Regions from separate parts of the Homo sapiens genome. Here all the other regions are linked to region 1. The links are chromatin contacts, found by Hi-C or POLR2A ChIA-PET in ENCODE. All regions are on one chromosome and are shown on one strand. Each heading gives the region's core, a stretch centred on a gene start or an enhancer-like site at or near the end of the contact. The rest is flanking DNA. Distances are from core to core; before and after follow the strand shown. Region 1 has its middle 100 kb from the start of TRIL. Region 2 holds the start of CREB5 (cAMP responsive element binding protein 5). Region 3 overlaps CREB5 (cAMP responsive element binding protein 5). Region 4 overlaps CREB5 (cAMP responsive element binding protein 5). Region 5 overlaps CREB5 (cAMP responsive element binding protein 5).

What was found. Hi-C counts contacts between places; a loop is a spot of excess contacts on that map. ChIA-PET counts read pairs that join two places held with the same protein, here RNA polymerase II (POLR2A). Pooled maps may share reads with other maps.
Region 2: a map of cardiac septum shows a loop between it and region 1 (4-fold over the local background). The contact joins the promoter of CREB5 here to the enhancer-like site in region 1. A Hi-C loop is called at or near these places in 11 of 168 maps with a recorded cell type or tissue (IMR-90, MCF 10A, Right ventricle myocardium superior and 8 more), 1 of 37 single-sample maps with no recorded cell type and 22 of 50 pooled maps. POLR2A ChIA-PET finds 5 or more read pairs at or near these places in 3 of 52 experiments (AG04450, HEK293 and HEK293T).
Region 3: a map of GM12878 shows a loop between it and region 1 (4-fold over the local background). The contact joins two enhancer-like sites. A Hi-C loop is called at or near these places in 1 of 168 maps with a recorded cell type or tissue (GM12878), 11 of 37 single-sample maps with no recorded cell type and 4 of 50 pooled maps. POLR2A ChIA-PET finds 5 or more read pairs at or near these places in 1 of 52 experiments (OCI-LY7).
Region 4: a map of heart left ventricle shows a loop between it and region 1 (2.5-fold over the local background). The contact joins two enhancer-like sites. A Hi-C loop is called at or near these places in 1 of 168 maps with a recorded cell type or tissue (heart left ventricle), 4 of 37 single-sample maps with no recorded cell type and 2 of 50 pooled maps.
Region 5: a loop to region 1 is called in a map of OCI-LY7, with 3 times the contacts of the local background. The contact joins two enhancer-like sites. A Hi-C loop is called at or near these places in 1 of 168 maps with a recorded cell type or tissue (OCI-LY7), 1 of 37 single-sample maps with no recorded cell type and 4 of 50 pooled maps.

What each region holds. Positions count from the first base shown.
Region 1 is chr7:28,854,548-28,857,394 of GRCh38, forward strand. No RefSeq gene overlaps it. Among named protein-coding and RNA genes, the nearest start is that of TRIL, 100 kb to the right of the region's middle. Within about 2 kb of position 1,369, at least 6 of the 41 ENCODE cell types and tissues checked have a DNase peak (open chromatin) inside an H3K27ac peak, as active enhancers do; they include mammary epithelial cell, where a contact is called at or near this core.
Region 2 is chr7:28,411,039-28,413,885 of GRCh38, forward strand. CREB5 (cAMP responsive element binding protein 5) reads left to right here and starts at 1,480. Exons shown (of 11, transcript NM_182898.4): 1 at 1,480-1,879. The coding sequence starts at 1,877. RefSeq lists an enhancer at 1,477-1,566.
Region 3 is chr7:28,479,691-28,482,537 of GRCh38, forward strand. The region is part of intron 1 of CREB5 (cAMP responsive element binding protein 5); the gene reads left to right. Among named protein-coding and RNA genes, the nearest start is that of CREB5, 69 kb to the left of the region's middle. Within about 2 kb of position 1,486, at least 2 of the 41 ENCODE cell types and tissues checked have a DNase peak (open chromatin) inside an H3K27ac peak, as active enhancers do.
Region 4 is chr7:28,508,500-28,511,346 of GRCh38, forward strand. All of the region lies in intron 4 of CREB5 (cAMP responsive element binding protein 5), which reads left to right. Among named protein-coding and RNA genes, the nearest start is that of CREB5, 97 kb to the left of the region's middle. Within about 2 kb of position 1,357, at least 7 of the 41 ENCODE cell types and tissues checked have a DNase peak (open chromatin) inside an H3K27ac peak, as active enhancers do.
Region 5 is chr7:28,572,045-28,574,891 of GRCh38, forward strand. The region is part of intron 5 of CREB5 (cAMP responsive element binding protein 5); the gene reads left to right. Among named protein-coding and RNA genes, the nearest start is that of CREB5, 160 kb to the left of the region's middle. RefSeq lists silencers at 1,147-1,441, 2,016-2,065. Within about 2 kb of position 1,392, at least 4 of the 41 ENCODE cell types and tissues checked have a DNase peak (open chromatin) inside an H3K27ac peak, as active enhancers do.

The sequences.
Region 1 (2,847 bases), core at 119-2,618:
GGCAAGGTGTTAGACGCCAATTATCTTCCCCCGACAGACTTCTGTGAGACTTCAAAGGGAAGAGAAAGGAGGATCCCAAGACTTCCAACTCCCTCTTCCTCCCTCCCTACACACGCGCGCACGCGTAAACACACCCACATGCACACAAACACACACACCCTATTCTTTACCTATCCACAGGATCTCTAACATTATTCTTAACCCCATGTGATGGCTTTTTTGATATGTCAACTTGACTAAGCTAAAGTTCCCATTGATTCACCAGACACTAATCTAGCTGTTACTGTGAAAGGGTTTGATGATGTCATTCAAGTCATTAATCAGTTCACTTTTAAGTAAGGGAGGTTATACTGGATAACTTGGGTGGGCCTGGCCTAATCAGTCGGAAGCCCTCAAAGCACAGCCAAGACTCCCCAGAGAGAGACAGAGACCGAGACAGAGAGGAGGTCACATCCATGAACAACAGCGCAGCCATGCCCAGAGCTCCATTCTGCTTTTTAGCTTCCCCTCCTGACTCCCTGTCCTGTGGACTTTGGATGTGCTTAGGCAGCTCCCACAACACCATAAGCCAATTTTTTTTTTTTTTTTTTTTTTTTTTTTTTTTTGAGATGGAGTCTTGCTCTGTCACCCAGGCTGGAGTGCAATGGCACGATCTTGGCTCACTGCAAGCTCCGCCTCCCAGGTTCACGCCATTCTCCTGCCTCAGCCTCCCGAGTAGCTGGGACTACAGGCGCCTGCCACCACGCCCGGCTATTTTTTTTGTATTTTTAGTAGAGACGGGGTTTCACCGTGTTAGCCAGGATGGTCTCGATCTCCTGACCTCATGATCCACCCCCCTCGGCCTCCCAAAGTGCTGGCATTACAGGCGTGAGCCACCGCGCCCGGCCAGCATAAGCCAATTCCTAGTAAGACATCTCTGAATGGATATATTGGTTCTGTGTCTGAGGTTGAACACTAGCTGGTACAACCCACACAATCCAAATCAGAAAAAGTATGAAGGAAATTCAGAGTGCCAGAAGATGCCACCTCATCCCTCCTATCTGTCAGTCAGTATTCTCTGAATGTCTAGCAGTGGCAGGCACAAGACACTGTACTCTGGAGATACCTCCAAGGACAGAGCACACTGGGTTTCTTCTTCGATTTGGGCTTCAGTGCCTGCTGCTAAGTTAGATGGGTGAATAAGAGAGGCAGTGGCTATAAAGGTTAGTGAAGCTCTCTCTCTCTCTCTCTCTCCCTCTGACACACACACACACCCCTCCATGTGACAACTTTGGAGTTTTTAAACCTAGACCAGAAACCAGCTTTAATTAATGGTTTGTTGTGGGTACTTGTGGCATGCTTGGAGCTACACAAAAATACAGTAGGAGGAGGACGCCTGTGAGGAGAAGCAGACAGCAGTCTTTGCCTTGCGGGCCCTCTATCTATCACCACTAAAGGTAAAATGCTGTTTATCCATTGCCAAACCTCCTGAGTCATCCACCCCCACAGTGCATTTTCTTTGCACTTACTGTTTCTATGCATGGCAAAGGGGTGACACACTGATAATGGATCAGAGCAGTAAAATGTTGGCAAAGACTCAACAGGCTGGGAAGAGGAAGCCTCCTCTCTAGATTGATCCAGGGCTACTGGTCCTAGACCAAATTGGAATGTCCAATAAAGACCGCATTCCTTCTCTAACATCTACCCCTTCCCTGAGCATCAAGGCCTGTTCCAGGATGGCAGTAACCCTGTGTAATTCAATCCAACAAATGTTTAATGAACACCTACCATGCTACAAGTCCACCCTCTACAATCTGGTGTCCTGAAATGGCTTTTGTAATTATCATTGGCCTGCAAATGGCTTGCTATATTAAGTGGATAACTTTCATGGATATTCTGTTGGCTTCTCCATGAATTTTTACCTCTTGGGCTATTTTCTCCTGGAGATTCACACCGTCCCTTGGGCTCAGTCACAACTCTGTCTGGATTTTATCTCCTGTTTGTCTTGTTTGTTTCTTTTCAGCCCTCTTTAGAAGGATTTCCTTCTCACCCCCACTCCTCCAGATTTTAAAGTAGGTGTGTTCAAGGCTCTGTATTGGCCACCTTCCTGACCCTATTCCTATCTATTCTCCCTCCTCGAGAGATGAACAGACCTCTGCTGACCTCCAAGTCCTTATCTCTAGCGTGGACCTCTCTCCTGAATCCATTATTCTCTCTGTGTGGACACTTGGGCATACCATAAGAACCACGAATGTAACACTTTGTTAAGGAACCTCATCGTCTTCTTTCTCTTGCCTCTAACCTCTTAATCATCTGGAAAACACGAGCTGAATTAACAATGCCAGAAACTGCATTCTCCCAAGAGCTCATGACAGAAATTTCAGAGGCATTCCAGATTTCCTCTTGCTTAGCTCTCACATCCAACTAGAACCCAAGATGTAAGGGTTCTCTGAAGAGTACCTCTAGTCCCTGCTCCTCCCTCTGATCCCCACATGGGTTTAGGCCTTCACAAATCTTTTCTTGGGGCAAATGGTCTTCTGTTGATCTCTCTGCCTCCATATCGCTATTCTCTCTCATTCATCTTCCTAAAATGCAAATCCCCCCGTGATATCTCCCTACTTTAAAAGAAATGTCAATGACAAAAATTCCTTAAGACTGAATAGTATTCCATTATATATGTACACCATATTTTCTGTCATTTGCAACAGCATGGATGAACCTGGAGGACATTATGCTAAGTGAAATAAGCCAGGTGCAAAAACACAAATACTGCAAAATCTCACTTATACGTACAATCTAAAAATGTTGAACTCACAAAAGTAGAAAGTAGAACGGTGGTTGTCAGAGACTGGGTGTGGGGGTGGAGAA
Region 2 (2,847 bases), core at 230-2,729, 440 kb before region 1:
GGTCTGAGGGGACCACTGTACCTGATCAGCGCGCAATCCGCCCTTTTGTATTATTTAAGAAAGGCACCAGTAAGCCTTCTCCTCTAGGGCGAAAATGCTTAGTCCTGATAGAAAAGGCAAATCAGGAAATGTTTGCAAGCGTTATGATAATACTCTGTCCTCGTGGTGGTGACTTAGGAAAGCAATACACCCACTGCAAACAAAGTATTTCACTTTACGTAGTGCCTGCCCTTTAGCAGAAGAGGGATGCTGACAAAATCAGGTTTAGCTGAAAGGATCAAGACTAAACGTTTCATTTCCAAAGTGAGGGAATGTGAGTCGTTGAACCTAAACTTCCATACAATAAATTGCTGCGTGCGTTAGTTTCTAGCTCTTAACCTTAAGTTTCTATGTTGAAAGAGGAAGTCGAATACGTAAGTCATTGAACTGAGTCAGAACCTCCGTATCTGGCAGTTGAAATAAAGACCCTGTGTATGACTTGTTGCAAGGGATCAAAGTAAAAAGAACCCTCGGTGTGGGGGGTGGGGGGGTGGGGGCGTGAGGGAGGTGTGCAGCAGAAATTAAATTTAAAAAAGTATTAACAGAGTTTTGGATAGAGGGAGAGAGGGGATTGGAGTGGTCCCTGATTTGGAGTTGGTGAAAACTAAATAAAGAAAAGTTTATATTGCAAATATGTGGGAATTTCTTGAAGAACACATGTTTTCTTATAATTAGATCTACTTTCTTCAAAGCGAAAGCCATGCTGTAGGGTAGGCATTTGTGAAACTCCTGTCTGGGGTCTAATTGACATCCTTCCCCAAGTCTGTGGCAGGATTTAGTATTTATTCACATCTAGAGATGAAATAGTGTAACCTCCACACAATATATGTGCATCGAAAATGTTGAACTTCTTGTTTGTGATGCATAGACTTAAAGGAAAAAAAATGGCCCAGTCATGGGCACTGGAAAGTGTGATTAATGATCAGTGATTTAGTGATCAGTGATTAGTGGTTTTATTCAAACTGTTACCTCTGACCAGAAGCACACATCAGAGGATTAACAGGCTCTTTAGATAAATGCTCATTAGTGGAAGGGGAAAAGCAAAGATAATAGGCATGCACCCAGGGACAACTTTCGAAGAAAATCATTCCCGTCTTCAGAATAATAAGCTCTATTAACAGAAAGCCCTTTTAATTTAAAACTTGCTTTTATCTTGTAAATCAAAGTTAGATGTAAAAGTTTGTAGTGCCATTATAACCTAAATTTTCCCATATCCACTAGATGTGGATTATCTCAGTAGCGATATTTTTTTTTATTTAAACAAACAATTGGACCTTTAGAGCAGCTGAACCCTGACAAGTTCTTAACTCCCAGGGTTTGAAAGTGTCCCCCCTTCTAGCATGGAGATTGCAGCTTGCTAACTAGATGGCGCACTGTTATTTGGTGTTCTCTGCTGCGTAGCGCAGGAGTATAAACTGAGCATGTAGCTGCTTGCGAGGTGTTCTTCAACATTTACAACAAAGTTGATTCTGTGTAGGGTTGGAGGCTAGACAGTTCCACAAATTTTTAGTCACATTTTCCATGTCAGTTAAATCTAGGGAGTTCAAGACTACTGGAAAAATTAGTCTCATTACTAAAAGAAACTTAGAGAACGAGGGAGGTACCAGAGTCTAGGAGGTACCTCTGGGTTGCAGAAGTAATTGTAAAATACCAGACCTGTTCTTTTTACTAAAAGCTAGTTTCACTATCTTCTGGTCTGAAATACTGAGGCAAATACTCAAGACTTATTTTCTTCCTAATCTTGCTGGTGAAACAGAAGTTACTAGAAAGAAAGGAAGAAAAAACTTGATTTGGTGACTGCAGGAAGCAACACGTTGCTGCTTTTATTCTACAGATAATGGTAAGGATGATGTTTATTATGCATATTAAACAGAGAGAAAACTTTGCACTTAGTTAAATAGAACCAATGTTGTATTTTCATAGATGGAATTCAGAAATGGAGTTTAGATTTTGCACAAAATTTTAATGTTGCTTTTGTCAGTTTCCTGGGACTTATAGCATTTTATGTGGAAGGATGTGTGTGTGTGTGTGTGTGTGTGTGTGTGTGTGAATAAGACTATTATTTCCCAGGTAAAATATGTTCAGAAGCATATGAACTACAGTGGGGAAGCTATGGAGCATGTTAAGTAATGTGTCAAGCATGAATTCCCCTTTCTGTGAGGTTTCATGAATCACTTCAATAAGTATTTAAGTTTTAATAAGAAAGTTCTTGAAAAAGAAACCTAAAAATTAAAAAAAAACAATAAAACAGTTTTCCGCATTCAAACCTAGATGTGTATGCCCCTGAAGGATGATTCTATGGGTTGAATATCAACTATTACTTTAGTTCTAAAACTTAAAAGAAGAAGTATAATAAAACTCACTTGTGTCTCCCCAGAAATGTTTCTCATTTTCCTTTGCTTATAGCATTTTATATGGATCTCTTATTTTTAAATCCTTACTGATTATAGTGGTTTTTATTTTTCAACTTAACTCATAGTAAACATATTTGAAAATATCTCCAAGCCCACTATTTTTAATGTAAATTGCTGGTGCCGATAAATTGCCTGTCAATTAGCGGTCAGTCGTGACCTTATATAGTTGATACCTGAGAAGATAGTTTATTAGAACATTCCAACAAAAAATTGGAAACCATGCCCTTATTTCTAGATCTCTGTTATGTCACAGCTTTTATTTGAATAGGTGGCTAAATGAATGGTAGTTTGTCACAGAGACTTTTCCTGCATAGATTTTCAATTCTAGTAAGTTTAAGATTTTTGTTACAATGATTTGTCAGTTTCCCACACCTGCACATTCAAAACCAATCAA
Region 3 (2,847 bases), core at 236-2,735, 370 kb before region 1:
TGGGAATGCCCCAGCTTTCTGCTGGGGTCGTGGGAAAAAAGCACCCAGTATGATACCATCATTCTCAAATGTCTTTCAAGAGGAAGTCAGTAGTGGTAATCATAGGAGTTAATAGTAAGATGAAATAGTCTCTTCCTGGTTTCGCCGAAAGCAGAGTGGTCTGGCTTGGGCATCACTGGGCTTGATGCAGTCTCACATGTGGTAGCTCACATTCATGCAGAAAAAGACACATTTTCAGATGTTTTGAGTATGACTTCAGCCCGTACATTGGGTGGACCAAATGTATATTGTTGCTGAAGATATAGATACTTATCTAGAATAAAAATCCAAAACCTCCCCCCCCCCACATTATCCAATAAAAATCATCTGCATGTGTGAAAAGAAAACTAAGACTAGACTAAAAAGTTGTGACTCTTAAGAATATTTAAAGATATTTATTTTACATGAAAATTGTTTAAAAATCAAATGCACTCAAACTGCATTAAAAAGTATCTATCTAGAGGCAGAGTAGTACCATTTGGGAACGTGTTCCAATTCTAAAGAGGCAAATTTTACTGTAGTAGGGCACAAAGGGAGAAGAGAAAACTATACTGCTGACCTTTTTCTTAGATTTTCCAAAAGGCAAGCTGCTTTCCACCAGTATGAAGAATAGATCCAGTTTTGCACTGAATTTCGTTGCTATCATAGTCTTTTCTCTCAGGAGTTCATGGGGGCAGTTATTTTAAATGACAATGAAATACTTTCTTTTCTGGAAAAATAGAGATGACAGGGTCGACCTAAACCTTGGCTATGTTTTGTTCTAATTTTTCTTTTTTGTTTTCTTTCCTTTTTGTGCACAGTGAGAGCAGGTAAAAAGGAAGAGAGTTTGCCACCAGTCAGCATGTTTTCTGAGGTTATATGTTTAGTCCCATTAGAAACAAGCTAAATTATTTGGTTACATTCAATATTTCCTTCAAAACCTAAGAATCTCTACACTTGTATTTTGTTAACCACACACATGTCAAATAAACTTTTGTTTTAGAGATGTGATGTCTTCTGCAAGAAAGTATATTGTACTGCATGGTAACAAGGGGACAAGGACCTAAATGCGGTTCATACGCATTCAGCGACTTACTCAACATTGCACCTCTCATGCTTCACACAAGTGCTTATTACCAAGTATGTTCTGAACTATTGAACCCATAGAGAGGAAAGCTATAAGACAGGATTATGTGAAACAAAAATCAGAATTAGCCAGTAACTTTGAACAAAGACCTCCTATCTAAAGAAACATATGGAAAATTTAAAAAAAAGAAAGAAAGAGGAATCTAACATATGAAAACCCAATCCCACTGGAATGTTTTCCTATACACAGCATAAACGCCACATAAATAAAACCACAAACCTCTGCAGAAGTACGTGAGAGGACGTGAGCCCCCAGCACTCTCTCCTGTTACGGCCCCCTCTGGGAAGTAAGACCCGGGTTAGTTTCCAGAGACAAAAGCTGTTTGGAAATCCTTCCTCCTGGGAGCAGTGGGCCTCATTGGAAGGGAACTTCTGACAGCCTCTAAGCATAATATAAAGTGTGACGCAATCCCAAAGGGGGCTGTGATTCAGGTTGTAGGATTCTGAGCTTTTGGGATACCAGGGGATGGCAAATATCTTTGAAGAACAGGGATATTCTTCTGGTTTGAACAGAATAGTAATATTTAACCGCAGTGTTATGTGTCAAGTTCAGGCCTTCTGGGGGAGACTACTGGCTCTAAACTGCCCAGGAACACACCCTCTTCACGCCAAGTTCTGGTGAAATGTTCACTTATAAGGTACAGCCCCACTCTTGGTCTTGTTCCCTGTGTAAATCTCTGGTTTGAAAACCTTGTAGCATTCAGGCGTTTCAAGCTTGAGGGCTGAAATGTCACTTTTAAAGCAGGGTTAAAAAGGTCACACAGCTGCAAATAATAATAGCCCAATGAAATTCAGATTCTGACTGCAGCCCGCTTCAAGAATAACACTGCAACAGGAAACAAGACCACAAGATCCTTTCACCAGTAACGCTGGTAAGAACACTACTGATAAAATGAGTATATGCATGTGTCTGTGTGAGACAGACAGACAGACATAAGGAGACAAACACACAAAGAGAGGAGAGAAAGGCACACATGGAGAAATAGACATGCAAAGAGACAGAGGGAAGATGCCCACAGAAAGAGAGAGAGACACACACAGACACACAGAAAGATACCAAGACAAACACAAAGTAATTGATTTTCTTGGACTGAAATTCAAGGTGTTTATTTTTCTGTGGAAAGTTACAATATTCAGGTTTGAAAAATAAAGATATATTTGAAATCCAGAGGACTTACTTTTCTCTTAATTTACAGTTAGCTTCCAATAGTTATGTTTTCACATAATACCTCTTTGAATGGTCCTGTTCTACAGTGTTTTACTACAATGGCACTGTTTTGCAGATGAGCAAATAAGATAATGAAAGATGCAATATCCCTCCCAAAGAAAGAAATTCTTAGCTCCAAATTGCATATGCAATTCCTTCCCAACAGCTAGCCACATGTGGGGATAACCTACCTGCATCCTTGCTTTGAAAGTAGAACCAGGCATCTTTGAAGAAAATAAATCGAGAGTGTGTTTTTGGTGAATGTGTGTTGGGTTATTATTGTGTGTGTCCCCTTGCCCTTCTGACAGATGTATTGAGATAAATATTTGCTTTGTTTCAGAAACACGAAGTGCAAATTGGCCATGGCCTTAACTAATATAATTAATAAACAACATTTGTTCCTAGGAAGAAAGCAGGATTGATGTGGAGTGTCATACAGTGTGACTGACTCAAGGTGCTCCTGTTTTCCAGCTGTT
Region 4 (2,847 bases), core at 107-2,606, 350 kb before region 1:
GAAAGACCAGTTAGGTAGTAATGAATTCTGAAGTCCAGCTGTTCCATCCGGAAAAGAAATTTTAAAAGGTTCTGATATTTCTCTAAGTGTTTCAAAGCCTTTTAGTCCTTGTCTATGTGAAATTATAATAATCCCCCCTCCACCAGATTTTTCCTGTCACATTCTCATGTCATAATAGTCAAGGGCTTGTATTTAGCCTGTATGGCTTCAGGAGAAACCATGAAAATAAGTGATGCTTACAAGAGGGGTACAAAATCTCAGTCAACTCGTTTTACTTATTTATAATTAATTTATCATGCATGCTTGACTCTCTCCTCCACTCCCCCTCAAAGGATATGAAGTGCCTTTTTTCTTTTTTAAACAAGCACTTACATAGCAACTATTATTTGCCAGCCAAATAATAAGGTTCTGAGCACTTTAAAAAATTAACTTAATAAAAATAAAAGACATGCATTCTATATTTTGTTGCAATAGAAATGTATATGTATATATATTTAAAACCATAAAAATAGCATGCAAGAGAGGAAGAAATTCTCATCATCTAGTCAACTTCCTTTGGTTGAGTAATAAATTTTTTTTTTGATAGACATGTGTATGTAGAAGACTAAGGAATTAAGTTCATTCATTCCTCAAGATAGTCAAAGCTGGCTTCTTAAACTGAACTATAAGAAAGATGTGTATTTCATCCATATTGTCTTCATTTCTGATAGAATGGTTTTACCTCAAGTGTGTGCCCTTGATTTTACTAAAGACATTTTTCCAAGAACAGTTTCGTGAAGCCCGTGGTCGGGGTGTGGTTTTAGATATTCTCCATTGCATTATTCATGATTTCTTATATGAAGCCCTGTGTGAGGAAATTCTTGCAGATCTGAATTCCAGGAAATGGTTTGCTTCCCCTGAGGAACTGAAATATTTTTCTCCTTATGGACATGAGAATCATGTAACTGGTTCTGTTTCTCTTTTCGCTTTGACTGCCAGGTTAACACAAAGCCAAGTTTACTGCTAAACTTTGAAAACCTTTTCGAACATTGTGACGAGCATATTTTACTTCCTCCCTAGACCAGACTTTCAGTTCTAGTTTATATTTTCTCTGGTTCTGATTTTTAATTTAAAAAACATTGTCATGCTATACATGTTTCGTGAGTTGCTTTAAATTTCTTGTGGGTTGAAAAAGAGTATAGATAATTAAATTTTAAAAATTAAAATAATTAAGCAACCAAAGTAAGAAAAGGAACTATTGCAGCTGTAGAAACATGTTATTTTCTCTCTTTTAAGTGTTGCTCATAGCCATGTGATGCTTTCATGATAGGTGTGTGGGTGGGGAACGGCCAGCCTCCCCATGGTCTAGGGCCAGCATCTCAGGACACCGCCGTCTCATGCCTCAGCCTCACTTGCACGCATGGGAAGCTGGACAATATTCAGGCTGTTGAGGCTTCTTCTTCCTTTGCCTCATTCAAACCAGAGGGGCCAAATCCAGCCTCAGGTGGCCATGGTTACACGAGAGGGCATTGTCTTGAGGGCTAAACCACAATGACTCCTCTGGCAGCAAAGACGGCTGTGTTGGTGGCTTTGGCTCTGGCATTTCTTTGGAAGTCACAGGGCAGGGAAATGAGGAGTAGGAATAATGCTCCCCCGCCTGACAATATTCTTTTACCTACCCCTTTGACCAGGTTTTTCCAGCTGTCAACATCCTTGGCATCCTGCCACCCCAGCTCTTCTTTCCCTGCTTAAAAAGCAGAAACACAGGTTCTTATTCAGTGCCTATCTTATCATTTTTTAGTATTCTTTTCTTTTTCCTTTTGGTCTACATTCTGACAATTATTTCTTTTTAATTCTACATCTCTAGTTGTCTTCTGATTTCTTTTCCTCTGAGTCTTTAGACTTGCATTGGTTCCCTCATTAGGTTTTAGTAAAGTGGAAGATGGATTAATTTATCTGGAGAATTTGGCTAAAGAAAGTTCTTGCTTGAACTTTCTATGTGTCTTACACAAAAAATATTGGAAAGATTGGACTGGTTCTGCACACCACCTTTAAAACTTCTAGCTGCAGTTGGTCTAGAAAATTCTGTTAAAGAGCAAATAGAGAATTGATCCTTACTTGACCCATGTGGCTGTCCATTGGGGAAAAGTCTGTTGTACAGACTCTGTCTCTAATCCCAGCATCCTTTTCCAGAAGCATCCCAATGTGTATATAGAATCAGCGCAGGCTGTAAGCAGGTTATGTCCACTGGAGAAAGCCCTCATTATCTGTATTAATACTATACATAGCAGACAACACGTTCCATAATAGCCTCAATTTCCATATTAATAGAAGCTTATAACCTCATAAATCTTTAATAAGAGAATTGTTTCCCCTTAGAAAAGCATGTTGTAATTCACTATCAGGTATCATAAATGTCAACTTGCCAATGGCTTAGAACTCAGACTAGTTCATATCCTGAAATATATAAGAAATTTTGTTCATCATTTTTCATTCAAGAAACATTTTCAAGTGCCCACCACATGGCAGGCACTGTCCAAGGCATTGTTGAATATACCACTGAATAAAGATGATAAAAAACAAACAAAAATACCTGCCTTCAGGTAGTTTACCTCTAGGGGGCAAGAGAAACAATAAATATGTGAAAAAAAAATCTATAACATGTCAGATGGTGATAAGTGTGATGGAGAAAGGAATAGCAGGGAAGGGGCACAGGGCATGCTGCGGGTGGTCAGGCAGGCATTGATGGTTAGTAGATGTGCAAGCAGAGACCCAAAGTGGGAGGAGGTCTGAACCAGGTACGTACTGGGGAGAAGAATGTTTCAAGCTGAAAGCACATAAGTGCAAAGGCCTGAGGCTGGAGGGTGC
Region 5 (2,847 bases), core at 142-2,641, 280 kb before region 1:
TGTTATAAGAATTCCAGACCTGCAGGGAACACTGGCTTATTCCTCCCTAGGATATTCCAGAAGGGGCACCTTGTCTCACATTTTCAACTTACCAGGAATGGCTGTGATACGTTAAGACCCACCTTAAGAAATGAGAGTAATGGGTAATGGGTAATGACCATTTTGTGAGTTTGCTGTGGGTGCGTTTGGTTTTCTATTCAAGAAACAGAACATTAACCTGGCCCTTCGAATGCTCGGCTTTGTTGAAAGGAGTCAATGCTAGGTTGGTAAGTGTCTCTGCTAAAGATTTCTTTTCTTCTCAAATGACCATGAGAGCAAATGTTGCTGCTATCTAAATCAAGAACCCATAGAGTGCTAAGAGGGTGGAGTAGATTCATTAAAGACAGCATCTAAATCTCCAGGGACTTCTCTCAAGTGGCTTGGCTTTCAGCAGACAATTCACAGTTATGCCAGCTAATTATAATTATTTTATTTTTCTTTCAAGGGGAAAAAACATAAAATGTGCTAGAGTTTACTAGCAGTTTTACAGCATTCCTTCCCCCCTGGAGTTCTCCTGCCTCCCTCTCCCTGCCACCCCCCACCAACTACCCTTTTGGAGGCCCTTAGTATTCAGCCATTGTTAGCACAAAGCTGGTCTTTATGAAACAGTCTTTTGAGGGCTAGCAATAAAGTTTAAGATGAGTGCTGACTCTGTTGATAATTTACCCAGCTGGCCCAGGACTGTACATTTGGGTGACATTTGTAGGCTGTGTCACCATGCCTGGATGGAGGCGGGTGTTTCTGTGGTATGGACGCCTTTTGGACACACTCCATCTTCCCATTTATTCTCCAGCCTGGGGTGTTGTGTGTCGCTCCTGGTGTGTTCTAGGAGATAATTGTCACTTTTAGGACTCTGTCTCATTGCCAAGCCCGAGGGAGGCTATTTCTTTTATTCAGATTCCTCCCTGGTGTGTTTGCCATGTTGATTCAAACCCACACATCTTGTCGTTTCCATTTTTCTCCATCCAAAACCTTGCCCGGATGATCCTGGAGACTCAGCAAGAAATAACCCAACCCATCTCACCAGTGGATTCAGTATGAAACTCTAGGTGGTAACATTTGGGGACGGTTGACTCTTTTATTTCTCTCAGGAAAGAGGAAATGAGTACTTATTTGAAAACACGAGTTCCCTCTGGAGACTGTGTCTTTAAATGAGCATTTGAAATTGCAGATAGCTTTTTTTTTACTTTATTTTTTTTGAGGCTGCACAGAACCATATTGTAGTAATATTCTGATTTTTATCACAACCTCAAATATTTAAGTGTCAAAATCTGGCCAAGCCACCTGCAAATGTTTGCCATGGCTACTGGCCAAGAAAAACAGCAAACAGCAATGAAAGTCTTCATTCAGGCTCAGTGCTTAAGCTGCATCCAGCCAGAAAGGCTGGGACCCACCTGTGCCCACGCATAGTGCTCTTGTGCTGCGGCCAGCGGGTGTGTTCATGGCTGAGACTTTGTGGGAGAAGGGGCCACCTGGCTCCTGCTCCCCCCTCTTCCCTTCCCTTCTATCAGTGCTTGGCTGCTGCAGGCAACCCCAAGTTTTCGCTCTTCTCTGTCTCCCTCTTTTCACAGTACAAAATTTAAGCTTGGAGGCTTGAATGTATTGAGAGAGCTATCAACATAAAGGACTTGAAAATGGGAGTAGTGCCAGTTATCAGGGAGGACTTTGGGGACAAAGGGTAGGCATCCTCATAAGCATTTGATTTTCATGCTTTTTGAACAGGCACTGAGCCAAACCAGACCAAAATGAGTGCAAATGCAAAAATCCAAAGAAGTAATGTTAAAAGGAAGTAGACAAACAACACGTGCAACTTCCATTCCATACCACAGCAATCCATACCATGCCCTGCGCTCAATTCTGTGAAAGTAGTGCCATTACCTCAATAGAAACCAGAGGTAAATATAAATATCTCAAATTGCTCTTGTGTGGTTGGGCAGACTAGAAAAACACACAGCTATGGAGAGTGTGGGAGGCATCCCCAAACTAGTGACTACTTGTGCTTAGTCAAACTGGCAGACGCTCTGCCGGGAAGAGTGTCTTTGGCTGATTGATGGTAGCGTTTTCAGAGATAAGTTTCCCAGATGGAAAAAAAGAGTGAGCCATGGGCTGTGGGGAAGACAAGTGAGACAGAAAACAAGCATGTATTAAATAGAGATAAAATCGATCCAGCCTTGAACCAAATATGTGGCAGAATCCAAACAGTATCTCTCCTCCAGTCATTTTTATTAGCTATCATGTAACAGGCTCATTAATTCAGGATCAAGTCAGCAAAGCCTGGGAAAATGGCAGAAGGGTAGGTAGCACTACTGGAAGTTAACACACTCTCTCTGTCTCTTTGTTTCTTATCATCTAAGACATTTTTGTAGGAGTCAATAATCCGTTGAGTAGATGGCTATAATCTTAATAGATCCCAGCTTTCTTAACTAAGTTGATTCTTCTTTATGGATAAGTGATAGTATATAATTTACACTCAGTAATTCTTCAGGAGAGCAATGAAGATAATATGGAATTTGGAGTTCTACAAGAATGGATATCAGTACAGAGCTCTGACGGGTTATGGGAGACGCTTCCAAAATATTCTACATATTTTTTTCTTACCTTTTACTTCTTTGTAGGGCACTGGCCAAATATATCTAACATTAGAATATACAAATGTGGAGTATTCTGGTTAAGAGAATGAATTGGCCAGCTGCATCAGGAAACTCAGAAATATGTTCAACAGAATGCATATATGAAGACATTTACGTAAAAAAACCCTCCCTGATTTTACACCAATTTTAATCCTGGAACATATATTTCCACATGATG